Regions from separate parts of the Homo sapiens genome. Here all the other regions are linked to region 2. The links are chromatin contacts, found by Hi-C in ENCODE. All regions are on one chromosome and are shown on one strand. The core of a region is the stretch at or near the end of the contact, and the rest is flanking DNA. Distances in the headings are between cores, read along the strand shown.

The links. A loop is a pair of places that touch in the nucleus more often than their neighbours do. Pooled maps may share reads with other maps.
Region 1: a pooled map shows a loop between it and region 2 (4-fold over the local background). The contact joins two enhancer-like sites. A Hi-C loop is called at or near these places in 2 of 37 single-sample maps with no recorded cell type and 2 of 50 pooled maps.
Region 3: a pooled map shows a loop between it and region 2 (6-fold over the local background). The contact joins two enhancer-like sites. A Hi-C loop is called at or near these places in 1 of 37 single-sample maps with no recorded cell type and 2 of 50 pooled maps.
Region 4: a map with no recorded cell type shows a loop between it and region 2 (4-fold over the local background). The contact joins two enhancer-like sites. A Hi-C loop is called at or near these places in 3 of 37 single-sample maps with no recorded cell type and 2 of 50 pooled maps.

The regions. Positions count from the first base shown.
Region 1 is chr5:90,019,758-90,022,526 of GRCh38, forward strand. No RefSeq gene overlaps it. Among named protein-coding and RNA genes, the nearest start is that of MIR3660, 4.4 kb to the left of the region's middle. Within about 2 kb of position 1,439, at least 7 of the 41 ENCODE cell types and tissues checked have a DNase peak (open chromatin) inside an H3K27ac peak, as active enhancers do.
Region 2 is chr5:91,278,800-91,281,499 of GRCh38, forward strand. No RefSeq gene overlaps it. Among named protein-coding and RNA genes, the nearest start is that of LUCAT1, 34 kb to the right of the region's middle. RefSeq lists enhancers at 719-1,660, 1,659-1,918, 1,661-2,602. Within about 2 kb of position 1,357, at least 39 of the 41 ENCODE cell types and tissues checked have a DNase peak (open chromatin) inside an H3K27ac peak, as active enhancers do.
Region 3 is chr5:89,342,571-89,345,270 of GRCh38, forward strand. All of the region lies in intron 7 of MEF2C-AS1 (MEF2C antisense RNA 1), which reads left to right. Among named protein-coding and RNA genes, the nearest start is that of LINC02161, 240 kb to the right of the region's middle. RefSeq lists an enhancer at 271-320. Within about 2 kb of position 1,286, at least 3 of the 41 ENCODE cell types and tissues checked have a DNase peak (open chromatin) inside an H3K27ac peak, as active enhancers do.
Region 4 is chr5:89,299,231-89,301,930 of GRCh38, forward strand. All of the region lies in intron 7 of MEF2C-AS1 (MEF2C antisense RNA 1), which reads left to right. Among named protein-coding and RNA genes, the nearest start is that of LINC02161, 280 kb to the right of the region's middle. Within about 2 kb of position 1,366, at least 3 of the 41 ENCODE cell types and tissues checked have a DNase peak (open chromatin) inside an H3K27ac peak, as active enhancers do.

The DNA.
Region 1 (2,769 bases), core at 189-2,688, 1.3 Mb before region 2:
TTAAAACGGTAATAATTGCTTGAGATTATGGCCATACAGGTGGGAAAGTTCTATATGCAGCTGAAGGTATGAAGTTGGAACTGGGTAGTAAGTAAGACGTATCTGAAACTCAATATAATGATGAAATCATGAAAATAATGATGAAAGTCAAAGTAAATCATTCAGGATTAGATGAGATGGTAGTATGCTTTTTTTTTTTCCAACGTTGTGAAGATTCCCTGGACTTTTGAAATCTTCTAAGTTTGTGTTGCATTTATAATAAAATGATTTTAAAATGGGGGATCGGCCGGGCGTGGTGGCTCATGCCTGTAATCCTGGCACTTTGGAAGGCCGAGGTGGGTGGATCACTTGAGATCAGGAGTTTGAGACAAGCCTGGCCAACATGGTAAAACCCCATCTCTACTAAAAATACAAAATTTAACCAGGGATGGTGGAGTGGCGCCTATAATCCCAGCTACTCGGGAGGCTAAGCAGGAGAATCACTTGAACTCCAGAGGTGGAGGTTGCAGTGAGATGAGATCGCACCACTGCACTCCAACCTGGGCAACAGAGTGAGACTCTGCCTCAAAATAAACAAATAAATAACAACAAATGAGGGCATTGAAAACTGAAGATGTTGAAGAAGGATTTCAGGTTCTTAAAATATCAATGAGATTCATATGAGAAAAGAGGGTGAGGGCAATCCAGGGCCAGTAGCAGAATGAGTAAAAGCTTGCAGTAGCAAATGTGCAAGTTGCATCTGTGAGCAAATGTCCGAATTTCATGAAATTCAGGATTCCCTATATAAAGATAGAAAATAAATTTTATCTATTTGTGTAAATCCAATTATTGTGGCATTTTATGCCATCTTTGGAGTCTAAATCTTATCCAGTAATAATCATGGGTCCATATAGGCTTTTGAGCCAAAGACTAGCATGTAAAACCGGCCTTGCAGGAAGATAGATGGAGTAGCAGTAGGTAGAAGACACAGGAGCCATAGAAGACTGAGAGAAGTAGCACTCTGCCATAGTTTTCAACACATATGATGATTAATTTTGAAACTACAGTAGTTAATGCATGATGTTGAATGTACAGCCCACCATCATGGTCTGGCAAAGAATGTAAGACTCCAGAGAAACAACTGGATTTGATGCAAATAAATGTATGAAATGAAAATGATGAAAGAAGAATAAGCATTTTGGAGACTCTGAGTTCCAGTGAATTGAATGGTATCATCTACTTTTAAAATAAATAAATAAATAAATAAATAAATAAATAAATAAATAAAGGCAGCGGAGAGAGAGAGAGAGAGAGAAAGTCACAGCTTATTTGAGATGAAAATGATCTCAAATTTTAATATGTTTAGTTTGAGGAGATAGTGCACAAAGGGAGTAAGTCCCAAAAGCAGCTGAGATATATAGAATTTTGAAGCTGGGGTAAACGAAACAAAAGTTTCTCTTATGACTCAAACGAACTCGCTGAGCCAGGAAAAGGAGAAAAAACAAAAAAAAACAATCAACTTTGCCTGGTACCATCAGAGGGTGTTAGCAGTTACTCATTTTAAGTGTCACTTTGCAAACAGACTTAAACCAACCTTTTGGAACCTAACCAAAGCATAAATAGAAGAAGTTCTGTAAAGAGGAGGGCTATCAACATGGAAGTGAAAGTCAAAACCATGAGTCACAGTTGATTCAGGGAAAGCATACAAAAGAGAAAGAGAAATGGCCAAGAATTAAACTCTGGGAACATTCACAGATAAGAAAAATATAAGGAAGAATTTAATTTCAAAATACAGTTTCTTTAACTACCCAAAACTCAGAGACATGAGGCCAAATTTGGTCAGATCAAATGTGGAAAACCCACACTGAAACACTGGAAAGAAAAAGCCGGAGAAAAACCAAAACAAATCTTTTAAATCAGAATTTGGAGTACGTTGTTTACTGGAAATCAAGAAACTCTCAAAATCAACCAGTATATGACTGTATGTCACAGAAGAAATTTATTACTAAAACAAAAATTCTCTGGGGAAAATAAAAAGCAGATACATTTTAGTTTCAAATTCAATTACAAAGATATTAAGACTAAAAAATATATTTACCTGTGGAGTAGCCCAATTAGCTGAATTAACCTGTAATATTAAATTTGAAATGATTATATTTTTCTTCAAAAATCACATATGTAAATAAAAATACATTAAAAATAATAAATAAGTCCAAAGTTTAAATGCTTTTATATGTATTTTTTTCAGATGGTAAATATAGTGAACTGCTTTCTCTGTAAATGTTCCTCCTCTATCCATCATGTCAGAAAGATCCACTATACTCTTTCTCATAGACTCTCACATTTATGGATTCTCAAGAACAATTTCACTTTCACTGGAATTAAAGCAAGTATGTTCTTTTTCCTGATGGCCAAATCCCAAGAGATTTAGTTAAATTGAAGTTGGGCAAAGGTACTAAGTCTCAAGAGCACTTATTGGGAATCTGTGGGTGTGTCTTGTCACCAGGGTTACAGTAAAACATGTTTCCAAGCTTGGAGGTAAGCAAAAGTGGCTCTAAAAACAATTATAAGTTTTAAACTTGCTTTAATGTGGTAACCAAAAAGAGTAAGGCTACTTTAACGTATTTTTATTTGAATTTAACAATTGCCCACATTTTTCTGTACTTTTTTCAAATCATATTTTCAAGAAATAAAGCAATGAAGATAAATTTAAAGTCCTTCATATCTACCTCCACCCCACTTTCACTCTTTTCCTCCCTAAAGGCAAACTTCAGAAACTAAATAAATATT
Region 2 (2,700 bases), core at 107-2,606:
TAACTACTGGAGAGGCTGAGGCGGAAGGGTTCCTTGAGCCCAGGAGTTCGAGGCCAGCCTGGGCAACACAGAAAGACTCTCTCTTTTTTTTTTTTTTTTTTTTTTTTTTTTTTTTTTTTTTTTTTGAGACGGAGTCTCGCTCTGTCGCCCAGGCCGGACTGCGGACTGCAGTGGCGCAATCTCGGCTCACTGCAAGCTCCGCTTCCCGGGTTCACGCCATTCTCCTGCCTCAGCCTCCCCAGTAGCTGGGACTACAGGCGCCCGCCACCGCGCCCGGCTAATTTTTTGTATTTTTAGTAGAGACGGGGTTTCACCTTGTTAGCCAGGATGGTCTCGATCTCCTGACCTCATGATCCACCCGCCTCGGCCTTCTCTCTTTAAAGAAAAAAAAAAAAAAAGAAAAGAAATTTGTCTATATAAATATACAGTTAAAGCAAACAATATAATATATAAAACCAAATTTGGAAATATTTTTTCCTTCCATCAAAACTTAAACATCAATTTTAGAACACAGTGTTCTATATCGTAAGGAGTCCTAGAGTCTACCCAGTATAATGTCTCACATCCTCGCCCTCTTGCTATAGTTGTCAAACCTAAATGTACCTAAGAATCACTGATAGGTAGTTGGTTAATACGATGGATTATTTCTAGGCCCCGACCTCAGACAGGTGCCTCCATGCCCCCACCCAGCCAGGACATTCTGAGTCTGTAATTTGAAGTGAGCTTCAAGAATCTGCATTTTTACCGCGGCGCTTTTGATGCAGGCGGTCCACGGTAAAGTTAGAGAAATGCTGCCCTGCTGCTGCGCTGCAGATTGAACTCTGGGGAAGAAGAAATGAGCACGACCGGGAGCGGTCCATCTAAACCGGTCCATTTAGATGGACAGGTTTTAGCAGTCCATCTAAATCTGTCTCAGGAGCTTTCTTTCTTTCTTTTTTTTTTTTTTTTTTTTTTTTTGAGACGGAGTCTCGCTCTGTCGCCCAGGCTGGAGTGCAGTGGCACTCACTGCAAGCTCCGCCTCCCAGGTTCACGCCATTCTCCTGCCTCAGCCTCCCGAGTAGCTGGGACTACAAGCGCCCACCACTACGCCCGGCTAATTTTTTGTATTTTTTAATAGAGGCGGTGTTTCACCGTGTTAGCCAGGACGGTCTCGATCTCCTGACCTCGTGATCCGCCCGCCTCGGCCTCCCAGAGTGATGGGATTACAGGCGTGAGCCACCGCGCCCGGCCTGTCTCAGGAACTTTCAAAGGGGAGTGGCAGACAGAAAATGAGCACGGTATCTAATCAGCAAGTAGGATTGCAAATAAGAACGCCTTTATGAAGGCCCCAGTTTTTACAGTAAGTCCCTCACTGCCCGCACACAACGATGCCAAGTTCCAACCTGATTTGCGTCACCACAGTTGTGGGTTTGCGCCAAGGTTAGTTATCAAGCGTAGTGAGAGGATAAATTCACAAAATGAGGGACAAAAATAAGACGAGAGCTGGGTACAACGGAAGTGAAACCTGGGTGGAGGTCATCTCCAAATCACAGTGGAAGGACGATGTCAGGGATTTGTCCCAACACTCTTTTGATGAAAGAATTTGATTAGTGGACTATTGCACTCTTAAAGGCAAAGAAAACAAAGCACGGCAGTGCCCCGCTCGGTCGGGATTCAAAAGCAGTGAAAGCTGCCTTGCTCTGTTTAAAGCGACAGGACTGCTCTGCTATTCAGGAAAGACTAAGGAGGCAGCGGTATCTGCGAAGTCCTGCGAGCTCCCGGCGACAGGAGTAGCGCGAGCAGCTGACGGGGGAAATCCACTGGCAGCGAGTCGGATGAGTCAGCGCTGAGTCACGCTCGGCGCTACGTGCCGGCCTGGGCGGCCGCAGCCCGGGGCCCGCAGCCGCGGAGTCAGCAGAGATCCGCCGCTTCCTGGAAGACCCTCCCTGCGCCTGAGGGAGGGGGCGGCGTCGCCTCCTCGCGCCGCCAAGGCCCCCTGCAGTCACACACTCGCCCGCACGCACGACCTCCTCGCTCCATCCTGGGGACATCCAGGATTCACCCCCGAGGGGAAGAGTCCCATGTGACAAATGGTTAGAGCTTGGGCGGATGCTTTCATCCCATGTGTTTCCTCAAAGCTGAGATTCCAGCGCTCTTGCTCTTTTCGTGTTGTTGTTAGGTTTTTAACTTTTTTTTCCCGTTTCCTGGCAGAGGATTAACACGCTGATCTTTTTATAGTTTCCAATATTTTAAATGAAGCACAAGAAGAATGGATTAATAAAACGTGTTGAAACTTAAGCATCAAATCGTCACACTGCTCTGGGTTCTAAAATGACTAGAAAGTGACTGCACTAGAAGCTTTGAATGTTGGGTAACTGGGAAGGATTAACTCGGTTCTGATGTGCCCTTTGTTAATGAAAATCAAATCTTTGCTATTTGTCCAACCACCCTTATAATAACTAAATTTGTCTAAAGACTGGAGACATGTGTGGTAATAATTAGATATGGAGTCACCAAAGAACAGGGTAGCCATGCCTTTGTGTTTTCTGTGCCTTAACTAACATTCTGTTGTCCTAATGTGCAAATGATACATTGTTGGTTTTAAAAAATATTATGGCAATGTTTATATCCATGCTGAGAGTTAATAGCAGGTATTGTGTCATGAAGTGCAGCTAGTCAGTGAGATAGTCCTGATACAGGTGGGGTAATTATTATTTAGGG
Region 3 (2,700 bases), core at 36-2,535, 1.9 Mb before region 2:
AATAGTTACCCTTTGTTTAGTCTCTGTTAGAGAACAAATACTCATAATTAAACTGTAACTGGAATCAAAATGTAGTTTGGGATAAACAACCTAACTGGCCTCCAAGATAAATTACAGTACTCATTTCTCTATTGTTGGTTTGTTTTCTCCAGTTTCACCAGGAAGCAGGACTGTGGGGATTCTGTACTTGTATGTCACCACTAAGCAGCTTCTTTCATGCCAACAAGCTTAGTAACTTGTTTGAGTCTGGCCACTTGCACACCATCTGGAACTACTTCACATTCTTATTACAAAAAAGAGAAAGAGAAAAAAAGAATGCATGATGCTGCTGTGTTGCCTTTCATTTGTAGAGTTTGCTGGGCATCTTCCTGACTCAGGTGTTCATTCCTCCTGGAGTCACCCAACCAACCATAATATAGCTGACATTAGGTTCAACCACAGAATTAGTCCCTAGAAATATGTGAGTTCTGAATCTTGTGACATTCCTCTAGATTTCCAAGAAAAAAAATGTAGTTTTATTTTTAAACATTTAATTTTCAGTCTTTTGTGGGTTTCAATTTGTATTCCTCAATTTGCTGTAATTCTTCTGAAGATATAACCAATTTGTGAGGAAATCTGACCAAGGAAGTTTGTTCTAAAGGAGAAACAGCTTACATGGTATGTGTTTTGGCTTATAGTTTGCCATGGGTTGGGATGGAGTGTAGGTAGGGTGGGGGTGAGATAGGGAGAGGGTGAACAATGTGTCCATAGAGAGCTGAAGCTCTATTTTAATCAGGGATACCCCTTTCACCAAAATGTTTGTCGGTGCTCTACTAGTTATTCGTTTCTTAGGATAAACTAAAATGAAGAAACTAATAAAAAAGGTTCTTAGGTTAAAGCTTCATCTGTTTAAAATTTGTGGAAAACATATCTATTCATGACTTTATAAAATGCAAAAGTTTTAATACACACTTAATATTTTGATCTATAACTAACATTGAATAGTTTAATACAGAAAAAGAAAACTTTTGATTATATAGTGCTTATAGTGTAAAGAAACCTCCAAGTACTCTCTTTGAAAATTATTAACCTTAACTCTCCTGCCAGATTTTATGATTGTTTCATTTTCATACCGTTGCAAAGAAAAGAAGAGACCTTCTTTCTTGTTGACCTCCCTAGAGTAGGGGGTCAGTAATTAAGGCACACGTGCCAAACAGGACCCAAGGACTTATTTTCATTGGCATTCATGCTAGTAGACTCCTCTTGAGAGAATAATCACCAGCTGCATTTTGCAACATGTGAGAATGTGTGGGTGGAATAACCACTTCCCCACTTATCTTTTGCTAGTCTCAATATCACTATGCCCCACCTGGCTCACGAGAAGAACAGGTGCTACAAGCTAGGCTCACCACTTGTTTAAAGGATGTTAACCCCCAGCTGGGCCCACAGCCCGGTACTTGGTCCATTATCAGAATATGGGAGGTGTTGTAAAGTGAGAAAAATAAAACCAGTATTTATTGAGCAGTTTATACCTGTGAGACAGTCTTTATAATCTTCAGAGAAGTTAAAGAACTTTTCCAGGATGACAGAGTCACAACAAGTTTGGGTGATTTGAACCTATAGCTTCTAATTCCAAAGTCTATTATAATTTCACTATATATATTTCCATGTCTTCCTAGAAGAAAACAGCTATTATTTTTCAGAAGAAATATCTTAAACTGTTATCCTCAGAAAGCAGTGTTCCAAAGGCTGATAATTTGTCATAAAAGAAGTGTGTTGTGATAAACTGTTTGGAGATCTGTGAGTTAAAATTCAATCTCTCCCCACATAGACTTCTTGGAGCCTTTAGTATGTAAAAATGCATTGAGAATCTTTGAGAGAGATCAGGATGGCTAACTTATTTTCATGTGATGCATCTGTTAATACCTCCTTGAATCTGTATGCTACTGAATGGCATGGGAACTGCTTTGAAATGTCTAGGAAGTCCATTCCACTTATCATGGGTGAAAAATGACTTTGTGCATTTGGATAATAATTATAAATGATATTAAAATAATCATTTGTGATATGAAAAAATAGAATAGAGAAAGATTATTTATCTATGCACTACAAAACTTATTAGTTGAGTTTGAGGTGACCTATTTATTTGATATTTGAATGTGACATCTTTATTTTCTCAACAAAATTTTAATTGGCAATGTGTTCTCATGGCAACAAAACTTATCACAATTCCAAACAAAGAATGAATGTGTAAGGACTAAAGAAAGCTTTTTGTGAATACTGTTCTACTTGCAGGAAACTGTTAATTTATTATTAAAAGACAATTTTTAGTGCCTACAATAAGCCATCCATGGTAGTAGATGTAGAGAAGAACTTAACATGGCCTTTGAGGGCCTCATTGCCTAAATGGAGAAACAAGTTTACTACAACAAATAAAACAAGCTCCTTTTGAGAGAAAGTATCAGCCTATGTTCCCAAACTAGCCCATATCAGCTGCCTATATTACATAGCCAATTCAATGGTAACATTATTCTTGTGGCCTGCTGAGGATTCAGTAGAAGTCAAAATTTGTCATGAGTTTTCTGTGTTTGAGGCAAAAAATATTCCTCGCTCCCAGTGTTCTTGGTCATTAATGATCTTTGTAAAAATTTTGATCAGCCAGCTATTGGTTTGTAGGCTTTTTGTACCCCACCCTGAAAGGTATAGGTGCTCCTTCATCTA
Region 4 (2,700 bases), core at 116-2,615, 2.0 Mb before region 2:
TGTGTTAATTGTCTGAGCTCTTTTTTTTCCAAACAGTATCCTATAAAAAGTATCTCTATTAAAGAAGAAAACTGGAGATGGCTAGTTGAAATAGCAGTCTGTAGTCACTCTCCTCAAACACATTTTTCTAGCCCTTATCCTAGAAAAGCCTCTAAAGATCCTATTGGGAACCCCTGGACTCCAGGAAACTCATTTTGAGATACTTCGTTTTATATGAAGAAATTATAAATGGAATTTTATATTCCTTTTTAAATACATCTGTGGAAAGAAATGCTATGTCTTTAGTTTGTAGAAATGGGAACTATATTAAGACAGTTTCCTTAAGTATTCTAAACACACACACACACACACACACACACACACACACACACACACAGATACACTCACCAAAAATAACAAATAAAAGGACATAAGGAAACTTTTGGAGGTGATGGACATATCTATTACTTTGATTTCTGGTGATGGTTTCACAGGTGTATGACTATATCCATCATCAAATTGTACACATTGAATGTGTGTAATGTATTGTATATTAATAATATGTTAATAAAGCTGTTAAAGAAAAGGGAACATTTTAGTGTTATACTCAAGATGGGACAGCCTTGTTTCTCCCATCTTTTCTTTAATATGGAGTCTGTCATTGATAGTTTCAAGACTGAAGGTTAATGTTTATAATACGTGATATATAGAGAGTCTCTAGTGGGAAATATGAAGAATGTTTGATGGCTCCAGATTAGTTTATTCTCACCTCAAAACAAATTTGATCAGTCAACCGTTCAACTTATTTCTTCATCAAACAAATATTTAATAAGCACCTACTCTGTGCCAGATTCTGCACTAGGCACTTGCAATATAGAAAGAACAAGAAAATGTTTCCTTCTCTTATAAGGATGACAATTCAGCAGGGAATACAGATGACATGTAGTAAGCAAATATGTACAAAAATAACTAAATACATTTATCATATGTGGTTAAAAATTATGGTAGATGTGTCACACTTAGTCGACACTTAAAAATGTCTACTTGTAATATGTGTTCATGTATGTACATCTCTGTGTATATACATAAAGGATAGATATAGATGGACAATATAATGTGTATACTTTACAAAATTCTGATATATAACTATACACTTATGGTGGTGAGTGCTCAAGCAATTTAGCAATAGAAGAGCACTCTAGGAGACATGGAAAACACTGGTCTTCAGAATAAGGTGTGAGGTCCTCAGTGTAATAGCCGAGGCCTTTGTTATCTGGCTCCAATCCATTTTCTCCCATTACTGCTCCACCTACTCAAATAGAATTGATCTCCTGGATCTCCCTTATTCCCATCCTGTATTTATACCCTACCCTTATATGGTCTTGTTCTTTTTGTTCTCTCTGCCTGAGACTTCCTCTTTTATTTCTGCCTACCAAACAATGCCCTATTTTGAACTATTGCCTGACTAAAATCTTTATCAGCTCATTCAACTCCGTGAGTTCTTCACTGATCATTCAGCTAACAGTGATGCCCCTTGCTCTAAATCCCATAGGAATTAATCACATTTGTGGCTTATATCATATGTTATATTTAAATTACTTGATTTTATGGTTTATACACTCATTCAGTAAATATGTAATAGGTGCCTCATGTGGGCCAGCAAGTAGCAAATATATCTTTGCTGCAAATAAGCTTACACTTTTTCTCTTTGGTGAAATTTTGTTTCTGAAGAATAAGGTTATATTTATGTACCTTTGCAGTTATATTCAGAACAGACAAGATGTCTTGAATTTAATAGTTGCTGAATAAAAATTGGTGAATGTGTAAAGTGATTTCATTTAGCTGTTGGTGAATACATGTAGTGCTTTAGAATGTAAGAAGAGATTATACTAAAAGCTGCCATATTTTTCATCCTTATAAGCAACTATACCTCTTCCTACTATTTTCTATATGTAACATAAGCCTAGATTAAAACTACTGAAGATTTTACCTTTTGAAATATATGCTGAGTTAATCTTCACATATCTGCAAATTTCATATGGAGAATTATGAGAATAAATTAAAGCACATTGACATGTATTTTTTGAAAGAAAGATATTACTATTTTACTTTGCATTATATAAATAAATATGGCAAAAGTTTTTTGGGAAAGCTTCAGTATTTCAATAGCCCAGTTCACCGCTTTATGATCTGTCTGTATACACAGTGGTTCAGTTATTCCTCCATCGAAGCTGATTCCAATGAATGCCCTATAGAAAGAAGAAAGAAGAAAGAATAGAAAGGAGAAGTAGATATTTCAAATTTTGCTTAACTCTGCTGGCAGTTTTCCATGATGTCAGCCGTATTTTCTTTTTGCTCCAATGCAGGAGTTCATGGGGCTTATTTCTATGTTTCTTTAAACCTGTTCTCAAGCCATGATGCTGAAGATCCCCCCAAATACATGGCGGACCTCATTCGAGTTGTAAAGCAAATTTTTCAAAACAGGATTTTATATCTTTATTTTTCTTTGCAGTTGATGTGGCTCTGAGTTGCGTTCTGACTGAGCTCCTGAAAAACAGTACTGAGAAGCTGTCTATAAATAAGTAGTTTTGTTTACAGGAACTTACTGGGGAACTGGACTTGTACCACCTGCCATTTGGCCAATGTTGAGAAGTGAGAGGAAGGGGTTTCAGATAATTCAAATCAGCCAATCTACCTCAATGGAGGCTACCTTCTTTTTCT